Linked DNA regions of Homo sapiens: region 1 is linked to region 2. Evidence: chromatin loops called from intact Hi-C (ENCODE). Cell type or tissue: GM12878. All regions are shown on one strand. Links, peaks and the distances in the headings refer to the core of each region. The heading gives the core; the rest is flanking DNA.

Region 1 (5,378 bases), core at 284-5,283, 200 kb before region 2:
GAGGTAGGAGGATTGCTTGAACCCAGGAGGTGGAGGTTGTGGTGAGCCAAAATCATGCCACTGCACTACAGCCTGGAAGACAGAGCAAGACTCCATCTTAAAAACTAAACTAAACTAAACTTACTTAACTAATCACAATAGCCAAAAGATGGAAATGCTCAAATGTCCATCAATGAATGGGTGGGTGGGTAAACAAGTTGTGTTTATCCACACAATGGAATATTATTCAGTCATGAAAAGGAATGAAGCACTGATTCATGCTACAACATGGATGGACCTTAAAGATATTATGCTAAGTAAAATAAGCCAGAACCACAAGGATACTGTAGGATTCCACTTACATGAAACATCCGGAATAGATAAATCCACAGAAACAGAAAGCAGTTTGATGGTTACCAGGGGTTGTCGGGGAGAAGGGAATGGGGCGTGACTACTTAAAGGTTATGGAGTTTCATTTTGACGTAATGAAAATGTCTTGGAGTTAGATAAAGGTGATGGTCACATAACGCTATAAAGTACTAAATGCCACTGAATTCACTTTATTTTTACTTTTTTCTTCAGATGAGCATCATGCTCTAAGAATTCACTTTCAAATGGTTAATTTTATGGTATGTCAACTTCACCTCAATAATTAAAAAAAATAAGTTTGAAAAAGGAAGTGAATTTGTTTAAAGAAAAATATGAAGTAAATAATAGCACAGAGGGAGTGCAGGTATGGCAAAAACCACCAAGGTGATACTTAGAAAATACGGCACCGTATTATCCACTAAGCGCGCAAGGCAACTCTTAAAGGGCCAAGGCAGCGTCTTGCTCTCCTTTGTTGCTTTTTTTTCCCCTCTGCAGCCAGCTCAGTGCTTAAGAAAAACTTGTTGAGTTCAGCTCAGCCCGGCTCAGCCTGGCTTTGTTAATTGAGTTAAGGCGAGCTGAGTCGTACTGAATGCACCAGCCGGCTGGCCTGGAGGAGATCCAAGTTGAAGATGTTAAGAATCACACTAATTCAATAAGCGGCTGCGGGGTAGTCTAAGTAATGAGACTGTGTGCCTTTCCTTACCCGACTTACCTGTGTTCAGTTGGCACCTTAGGAGCCATGTCCACTTGGTAATATGATAGTTTTCTCCCCGTAATCCTCTGTGTGTGTTTGCTGAAAACGCCAGGCAAGAGGGGGAAGTCAAAGAAAAATGCAGGCTCAGCTGGAAGCCCCGGGGAAGTGGAAGCAAGGGCCTGAAGGAAGCAGAGGACTTTCTGTCTGTCCGTGCATAGGTGCTGGCAACAACCTACATCTTCCTCGTCCAGAGCTTTCCTGGTGCGTCTAAGCGTAGCAATGTACCGTAGCATCTAGTTCATTCTCTTGACTCTGATTGCCTGGGTTTGAACCTGGCTGATGGACCTCAGACAAATTCATTCACCTTTCTGCACCTTCGTTTATTTGCAGCTATAAAATGAAAATAATACTGCTACCTATGGTATTGGGTTGTTGGGAAGATTCAATGAAATGATACATGTCAAGCACTTAGCACACAGTTCCAGGAATGCTGGAAGTGCTCAGAAAGGTTACCTATGAGGATTAGCACTGATCAGTGCAGCAGAAAGCTGTGTTTGAAATGCATTGCAGGGCCTGGTACACAGACACCAGCTTTCCAGACACTCAGAGGACAGAATAGTGGTTTGTAAACATCCTCCTAAACGGAAGCATGACATGGCTTGCTCATGTAAGTTCTCCTGGAATGGTGATGTAAGCTCCCAGGACCAGGAGGGAATAACAGGAATTGGGATGTTTTTCTCCATTCTGGCAGGATCCTACCTACAGGGAGTCCCCAGAGGCTGCCTGCCCTGGGGGCACAGAACCCAGAGACTAGAAAAAAACTGTGCAAAGGTATCCTCTTCCTTCTCTTTTCTGGGAAGCTGCTCCACTTACATGTTAAGGTCTGCATCCTTGGCCAATAAATCAGAAGCCCACAAATCTTGACCCCATCTGCAAGGCCGTGGGTGCAAAGGGCAAGAGATGGGAATCGGGAGGTGTGGTTTCTCAGATCCCCTTGGCACTCATTTGACGTGTTGTCAGTTTCCTGCCTCTTTCTGAGCTATTGTTCCTTAATTTAGGGTAAGTAGACATAGATTCCAGAAAAATTGCTGATTTGCAAGTTTAAAAAATCTGGGGTGTCCTTTGTTTAAATAAAAGTGTACAAGGAAACTGAATCTACAAAGAGACACAAGAATTGCTGGATGGTTGAAATAGAGGAGGGGAATCCCATAGCCACAGGTCACCCAGCCACCTGCTCTCTTCCACTGGCTTCCTCCTTCCCGCACATTTTGAAAACTACTGACTAGAGTGAATTCCTGCAGCAGGGGCGGGGCTGGAGGCACAGGGCAGGATAGAGCATGGAGGAGGGAGGTGGTCCCGGTGGTGGTCTCTAGCAGCATGAAGATGCAGAGGAGCTGCTGTATGGGTCTGCCTGCCCATTAGTGACAGTGTGACACGGGAGTTTAGGACATCAGGTCTTTTTGTCGATTCCTCCTTCTTCTGGTAAGAGCACCCCAGTTTTCTTTGGGGGAACCACTCACTCTTACTGTGTCCAGGTGGTCTGGCTGGGCTTCAGCAGTGACTGGAACCTGGGCACTTAGATCAGTCCATCCCTGTTGCCAGAGTCACTGCTTCAGCAATGGGCAGCTGAATCTATCAGAGCACACTAAACCTAACCCTGGGACTTTTATGGAGGCAACCAGGAAAAAGGCTGGATTTGACTCTGGAAAGATGTAAAACAGGTGAAGTGAGCCAATCTAAACATGAAACCAATACAGGGAAAAGCAAAGCCAAAAAGCTAGAGAGAGGGAAATTCCTAAAGACTTAACTGAGGGCCTGGATCCAGCCATGCCTGAAGCTTATCCAGACCTTGCTTCTCAAATAATACAATGTACATTTTCCATCCGGTTTAAGTTCATCTAAGTCAGGATTTTGTCACTTTGCAACTGAAACCTCATGACCAATACACATGGGCAGTTTATTTAACCTCTTTCAGTTTCCATTTTCTCATTTACCAAGTATCTCTAAAAATCTATATAAAGCTTACCTTCAAGCAGATCTGTACATATACACACATATATCACAGCAGCAATAAGATATTATCAATAGTGGTAACTATTTTGCATATGCATTAGTGTTAAAGAAGGCAAAACAAAGATTGGTTAATATCAGTTCACTTTCTTTTCTAAATGAGAATGGAGGGGGAGTAAAAGTTAAATAAATGTCCATTACCAACGGGAATGGAGGAAACAGGAGGAGGCCACGTGCTGACCAGAAAATGGGGAGGGGTCTGATGGAGGCTGAGGTTCCCACAGTTCTGCAGATGGAGGCTGAGCCCGAGGGAAACCCCTCAGCCCCTATCAGCCCCCAGGTCCTTGAGGCCTGGGAAAACCAGAGGGACAACTGAGATAGATCTGTCTTAGGAGCAGAAGGTTCAGAGGCCCAGACCCTATAAATGTGGGTCATGCCCCAAAGAAGACACTGCAGCTCATGGCCAACTTGATGCATGGGGCCAGATCTTCCCTGGACAGACAAACTGGCCTTTTGTGGCCGAGAGAGCTGTTCCCGGGGATTGCCATCTTGGAAGGCCATTGTGGTCTGCTCAGGAACCCTTGAAATCGAAAGCCCTGCGCTCTCCTTGTCACAGCCGTCGCACATAAATACCACCAGGGGGGATTTCCCATGGAATTTTTTGCAACCACTCAAATGTTTCATTTCCCATTGTTTGCCAGTCCCTCTCAGAGCCTCAACTGTCAAAGCAGCAGCAAACACAGGCTGCTTTTCCCCCAGGATCCCATGGCGCTCGCTCTTGCGTCCCCTCCATGTTGGGAAGCTGGCATTGGCAGGATATCATCAGCTCAGGCCCGGGAATAAGGTCTGTTAGTCAACTAGTGAAGCAAGTCAGCGAAGGGAATACCCGGCCCTGCCCAGCCCATGCTTGCTGGGGAGGCACAGTTCTGTGCAGTCACCCTCGTTATAATTATCATCATGGTGACGAATAATTGCATTTATACAAAGAAATTCCTTCCACACATCTGAAGCACTTGACCAAAAAATACACAATGCAGCATTAATGTTTCACTTTTAGAATATGAACTTGGCCGGGTGCAGTGGCTCACCCGGGTGCAGTGATTAAATGCCTGTAATCCCAGCACTTTGGGAGGCTGAAGTGGGCAGATCACTTGAAGCCAGGAGTTCGAGACCAGTCTGGCCAACATGGCGAAAGCCCGTCCCTACTAAAAATACAAAAATTAGCCCGGGTGTGCTGGCTCTTGCCCAGCTACTTGGGAGGCTGAGGCATGAGTGAGAATCACTTGAACCCCAGAGGCAGAGGTTGCAGTGAGCCAAGATCGTGCCACTGCACTCCAGCCTGGGCGACAGAATGAGACTCTGTCTCAAAAAAAAATAAATAAATAAACTTGAATCACTTTTTTTCTTGACCCCAGGAGCTTTAATGGAATTCCAAGTTGTAGTCCATACATCAGTGCTGAGAAAAGATGATCCATGTCAACTGATTGATTGACGGATTGAAAAGCATTTGTTTTGAGGCAGGCACCGCACTGTGCATTTTGGGGACCCAAATATGAAAAAGACATAGCTGCCTGTGCATAGGAGCCAAATGGTCTAGAGAGAGGCAGAGATCACAAAGCAACATGGGATGCCAGAGTGACTGGGAGTTTATTTGGGGGATATTGATCTGAAGGGTGAATAGGAGTCTCCAGGCAGGCACATGGGTGGCCCATCACCAGTTCACGTGATCTGAGTACATGTAGGATAAATGACCCCAGGCAAGGCTGGGTGGATGTGGCACAGCCTGACCCTGTGGAGATGAGGAATAGTACGATATCCGTTAAATATCCATTCACTAGGGCCCATCCACTGCACCACAGATGTTGCCCTAGAATGGAGTTTAGCCATGTAGTCATTCATTCATTCATCCATTAAAGCCACAGATATTTACCGAGCACTCACGATGTGCCAAGGAAGACTAGGTGCTGGGGAGGCAGAGGTGATCAAGATCAATCTGGTATCTTTCCTTTTGGAGCTTCCATACTGGTGGAGCAGAGGGCCATTAAACAAATACACGTGTCAAATAATAAAGAAATATATAGTACAGGCTGGGCACGGTGGCTCAAGCCTGTAATCCCAGCACTTTGGGAGGCTGAGGTGGGTGGATCAGTTGAGGTCAGGAGTTCGAGACCAGCCTGGCCAACACGGTGAAAACCTGTCTCTACTAAAATTACAAAAATTAGCCAGGCATGGTGGTACGTGCCTGTAATCCCAGCTACTTGAGAGGCTGAGGCAGGAGAATTGCTTGAACCCAGGAGGTGGAGGTTGCAGTGAGCCAAGATCGTGC
Region 2 (5,378 bases), core at 105-5,104:
CAGTCTGGGCAACAGAGAAAGACCCTGTCTCTAAATAAATAAATACAGAAATAAATAATAAAAAGGGCATCCTGGTACTAAGCATTGGGATAAAGTTGGGAACCACTGGTTTTGTGCCTCCCTCAGCTACAGAAGCCAGGGAAGGAGGAGTTCAGTCCTCCACACCCCATTTGGAGTGGCACTCAGACCTCCTCCCTGGCCCTTTGGTTCTGGAGGATTATACCCACTTCCTCATTACCAAGGCAAACATGCAGAGTTGGATTTGCATGAGTTAAACACATGTCTGGTACAACCCCATGTTAATAAGTATTTAGTGTTATATTTTAAAGTCGCATTACAGGCCCGGCTCAGTGGCTCATGCCTGTAACCCCAGCACTCTGGGAAGCCGAGGCAGGCAGATCACTTGAAGTCAGGAATTCAAGACCAGCCTGGCCAACATGGTGAAACCTCATCTCTACTAAAAATACAAAAATTAGCTGGGCATGGTGGCGCACGCCTGTAATCCCAGCTACTCGGGAGGCTGAGGCAGGAGAATTGCTTGAACCTGGGTGGCAGAGGTTGCAGTGAGCTGAAATCACGCCACTGCACTCCAACCCAGATGACAGAGCGAGACTCGGAAAAAAAAAAAAAGAAAGGAAAAAAGTTGCATTACAAAAAAAAAAAAAAAGTCACCAGGAGTCCCTCCCTGTCCACCTCTCTGCTGCTCGGCCTTCTTTGGGCTGGCTTTGTTTGCAGGCAGGGCCTCCCACAGATGGCTGCTAGCAGCTCTAGGCTCACATTCTACCAGTTTAGTAACCCTATCGAGAAAAGAAAGCCTCTCTCCCCATGGTTTCCGCCAAAAAATAGCTGCCATTCATTGAGTGCTTCTTCAGAGCCAAGCCCACCTCCTGGGCACGTTTCTCAATCCTCTCAATTATTCCTCACAATGGCTCTCAGATGTTGTCGCTATTATTATCCCACTTTAAAGTGAGGAGACTGAGGTTACATAAACTTACCCAAGGTCACAGGGCTACTAAATGACAGAGCTAGAGCTGATGCTCTTAATTGTCACACTATACTGCCCACCGTGACCACGGACTTTCCTGCAGTTATTCCCCAAATCTCTGGGATGGGGCAGGGCTCATATTTAACAGAAGACAATGAGTGGCAGCTCTGTTCCAGCTCCTTTGTGGGTGTTATCTCACTTTTATCCCCATTTCACAGCTAAGGAAACTGAGGCTCAGAGAGGTTAATTAACTTTCCCAAGCTCACACAGACAAAAGGTAGAGAATTAGGGCTGGGCACGGTGGCTCACGGCTATAATCCCAGCACTCTGGGAGGCAGAGGCAGGCGGATCACTTGAGGCTAGGAGTTGGAGACCAGCCTGGCCAATGTGGTGACAACCCGTCTCTACTAAAAATGCAAAAATAAGCTGGGCATGGTTGTGGGCACCTGTAATCCCAGCTACTTGGGAGGCTGAGGCACAAGAATTGCTTGAACCCAGGAGGCAGAGGTTGCAGTGAGCCAAGATCTCGCCACTGCACTCCAGCCTGGGCAACACAGTGAGACTCTGTGTCAAAACAAAACAAAACAAAACAAAAAACAGAAAAGCGGACATCCAGGGAAGGGAAAGAAGCCAAGGAGGAGTGTGAGCATAGAAGCAGAAAAGGACACTAGTGTCACATCATGGGGAGCCTCAAGAGCTGAGGATACCACACTTCTTAATTCAGGTGGTTCAGGTAGGCAGTGTCAATCCATATGGAGTGAACCTGTTTCCCATTTCTTCGGGAACCTGCCTTCCCCTTGCTAGAATTACATTTTAGAATTGCAATTAGAATTCCCCCAGCTAGAATTAACATTCTAGGCAGGCTCCCAAAGGAATGGGGATGCTGCTACCAGAAGGGGGAGGCACCCTGGACGGAGAAAGAAGAGAGAGGTCGGCTATCATCAAATCCTTCCGCTCATTCATTCAACAACAAATACGTATTGAACATCAACAGTGGGCCAAGCCTGTGCTTGACATAGAGTCACGAACTCTTAGACTACGGAATCTGCCCTTCAATTTCCCCCTTTCCACTACTGGATTCAGCTACCCCCTGCTTGCCTTCGATTGTTTCAGTTCTTCAAGTTTAAATTTCTGAAAGAGGCCGGATGTGGTGGCTCATGCCTGTAATCCCAGCACTTTGAGAGGCTGAGGCTAAGGCAGGCAGATCACTTGAGGCCAGGAGTTCAAGACCAGCCTGGGTAACATGTTGAAACTCCGTCTCTACAAAAAAAAATACAAAAATTAGCCAGGCGTGGTGGTGCATGCCTGTGGTTCCAGCTACTCGAGAGGCTAAGGTGGGAAGGTCAATTGGGCCCAGGAGGTTGAGGCTTCCGTGAGCCATGACCGTGCCACTGCACTCCAGCCTGGGTGAGACAGCGAGACTCTGTCTCAAAAGTAAATGAATTAATAAATAAATTTCTCAGAGAGGTCTGATTCTCTTGTGTTTTGAGTCTGACTACACGGTAGGTCATGAGCCCAGTCCAATTAGACAGAAAACAGCTGACCGTGGCTCCTCTAAGCAGAGCACCGCAGGCAGGGGAGTTCCCATACAAAGGGAAGTTGGGTGTGACGGACTCCATGTCAACATAACCACCTACAGTCAGAGGGGTCATTGCAGCAGATCAGCCACGTCATCATCCTTTACTGAAGCCATCACATCACTCCCACTAGCAACAGATTCATACCCAGAGTTATCTTTTTTTTGTTTGTTTGAGACGGAGTCTCCCTCTGTTGCCCAGGCTGGAGTATAGTGGTGTGATCTCGGCTCACTGCAAGCACCACCTCCCGGGTCCACGCCATTCTCCTACCTCAGCCTCCCGAGTAGCTGGGACTACAGGTGCCTGCCTCCACGCCTGGCTAATTTTTTTTGTATTTTTAGTAGAGACAGGGTTTCAGTATGTTAGCCAGGATGGTCTCAATCTCCTGACCTTGAGATCCGCCCACCTTGACCTCCCAAAGTGCTGGGATTACAGGCGTGAGCCACCGCGCCTGGCCCATACCCAGAGTTATCTTGATGGTGCTGACTATAATCCTATACTCAGGACATTGGTTCAGTCACAAAGGTTGGGGAAAAATGATTATAAATTCTCCTAATGCAGACAGTGATGATGGTTGGGATGCAAATTATCACTGAGCAATTTTTTTTTTTACCACTGCATTTGCATTAAACCATTTGAATACTACTGAATGATTTATATGTTGAAAGGGACTCTATTCCCCATTGCAGGAGATGAGAGGCACAATTAGCTCATGATTAGTCATCTCTGAAGAAGAGGCATAACGGGTCCGAGTGGGAAAGTAGAAATTCATAGTTTCACCAGGCACGGTGGTGCATGCCTGGAGTCCCAGCTACTCGGGAGGCTGAGAAGAGAGGATCTCCTGAGATGGGAGTTCAAAGCCAACTTGGGCAATATAGCGAGACCCTGTCTCAAGAAAGAGAATGGAAGGAAGAAAGGAAGGAAGAAAGGGAGGGAAGGAGGCAAGTTATCTTAGGATTGCACATTGGGTCTGCCTTTCTAAAGAACAATTTGGCAATAGCTATTAAATACTAAATATACAAAATCTTTTTGATCCAGTAATTCTAGGAATTTGTGGTAAGAACATAATCAGAGTTGTATTGGAAAATATTTCTCCAAGGTGGTTCACTGCAGCATTAATATAATACTAAGCCAGGCGTGGTGGCTCACGCCTGTAATCCCAGCACTTTGGGAGGCCAAGAAGGGTGGATCACGAGATCAGGAGTTCGAGACCAGCCTGACCAAAATGGTGAAACCCCGTCTCTACTAAAAATACAAAAATTAGCCGGGCATGGTGGCGTGCGCCTGTAATCCCAGCTACTCAGGAGACTGAGGCAGGAGAGTCACTTGAACCCAGGAGGCAGAGGTTACAGTGAGCCGAGATCACATCACTGTACTCCAGCCTGAGCAACAGAGCGAGACTCCATCTAAAAAAAAATACATATATATGTGTATATATATATTGTATATGTGTGTGTGTATATATATAGTATATATGTGTATATATGTATGTATATATATTACTAAAAAAATTTGGCCAGGCTCAGTGGCTCACACCTGAGCCCATCACTTTGGGAGGCTGAAACAGGTGGATCACTTGAGGTCAAGAGTTGGAAACCAGCCTGGCCAACATGGTGAAACCCTGTCTCTACTAAAAATACAAATTTAGCTGGGTGTGGTGGTGCACGACTGTAGTTCCAGCTACTCGGGAGGCTGAGGCACGAGACTTGCTTGAACCCAGGAGGCAGAGGTTGCAGTGAGCTGAGATAGCACCACTGCCCTCCAGCCTGGGGCAACAGAGTGAGACTCCATCTCAAAAATAAATAAATAAATAAATTTTTTTTAAAAAAATTAGGAGCAACCTAAATGTCCAATAATTGAAGATTAGCTAAGTAAATTATGGTGCATCCATGTGATAGACTCAGTGCAGTCCAAAAGAAATTATGTGAAAGAGTATTAAATGACATAAGAAAATGTGGTATTTTAAAAAGCAAGCTGGCCAGGCGCAGTGGCTCACACCTGTAATCCCAAAACTTTGGGAGACCGAGGCAGGTGGATCACGAGGTCAGGAGTTCAAGACCAGCCTGGCCAAGATGGCGAAACCCCTTCTCTACTAAAACTACAAAAAATTAGCCGGGCGTGGTGGCAGGTGCCTGTAATCCCAGCTACTTGGGAGGCTGAGGCAGAGAATTGCTTGAACCCGGGAGGCAGAAGTTGCAGTGAGCCGAGATCGCGCCACTGCACTCCAGCCTGGGTGACACAGCAAGACTACAACTCAAAAAAAAAAAAAAAAAAAGAGCAAGCTGTAGAAATTATGAACAATACACCATTTCTGTAAGGTTAGTTTTGAAAATCTTTGGGCAACAGGGTAGAGTGGAGGAATAATATAGTGATTAAGGCCAAGGCTTTGTGCTCAGACAGATAAAAGTTGAATTCTTAGCTCTGGTACTTAACAGCTTGAATACTGTGAGCCTCAGCTTATCCATCTGTGAAATGGGACTAGGACAGCGACTATCTAACACCTAGGGCATGACACTTATTAAACAGATGTTCCTAACTAGAATGTTGGGCAATGAACAGTATGTATGTGTGTGTGTGTGTGTGTGTGTGTGTGTGTGTGTGTGTATGTTAGCTCACTGTGGGTGCTTTCTTGATACATTCAATTCTTTCTCAATTAGGCAGGTATTGCTATTGTAATTAGGAACAAAGTCATTAACATAAAAAATAAAAGGCATAATAGTTTAGAGAGGAACCCCAGGAATATTATTCAACATCAGAAATGTCATCAGGACAGAAGGAATGTCAACTGTGTGCTAATTTGCCACGCAAATTTTGCT

Evidence for each region. Peaks named below come from ENCODE experiments on the same cell type or tissue, not always from the same donor. Only the 100,000 strongest peaks of a DNase experiment are listed, where the experiment ranks them.
Region 1: it touches region 2 in a loop (4-fold over the local background); 3 of 110 quality-filtered maps call a loop at or near these places.

Annotation. Positions count from the first base shown.
Region 1 is chr12:116,535,816-116,541,193 of GRCh38, reverse strand. It overlaps LINC00173 (long intergenic non-protein coding RNA 173), which reads right to left. Exons shown (of 3, transcript NR_027346.1): 2 at 4,983-5,074; 3 at 4,681-4,841. Among named protein-coding and RNA genes, the nearest start is that of LINC00173, 5.1 kb to the right of the region's middle. RefSeq lists enhancers at 654-1,154, 3,580-3,809. In GM12878, for the core only: no CTCF peak of the experiment used is centred there; DNase peaks (open chromatin) are centred at 2,973 and 3,693; H3K4me3 peaks cover 741 bases; H3K27ac peaks cover 2,328 bases.
Region 2 is chr12:116,334,093-116,339,470 of GRCh38, reverse strand. No RefSeq gene overlaps it. Among named protein-coding and RNA genes, the nearest start is that of MED13L, 59 kb to the right of the region's middle. RefSeq lists an enhancer at 2,250-2,299. In GM12878, for the core only: no CTCF peak of the experiment used is centred there; a DNase peak (open chromatin) is centred at 2,600; H3K4me3 peaks cover 495 bases; H3K27ac peaks cover 1,630 bases.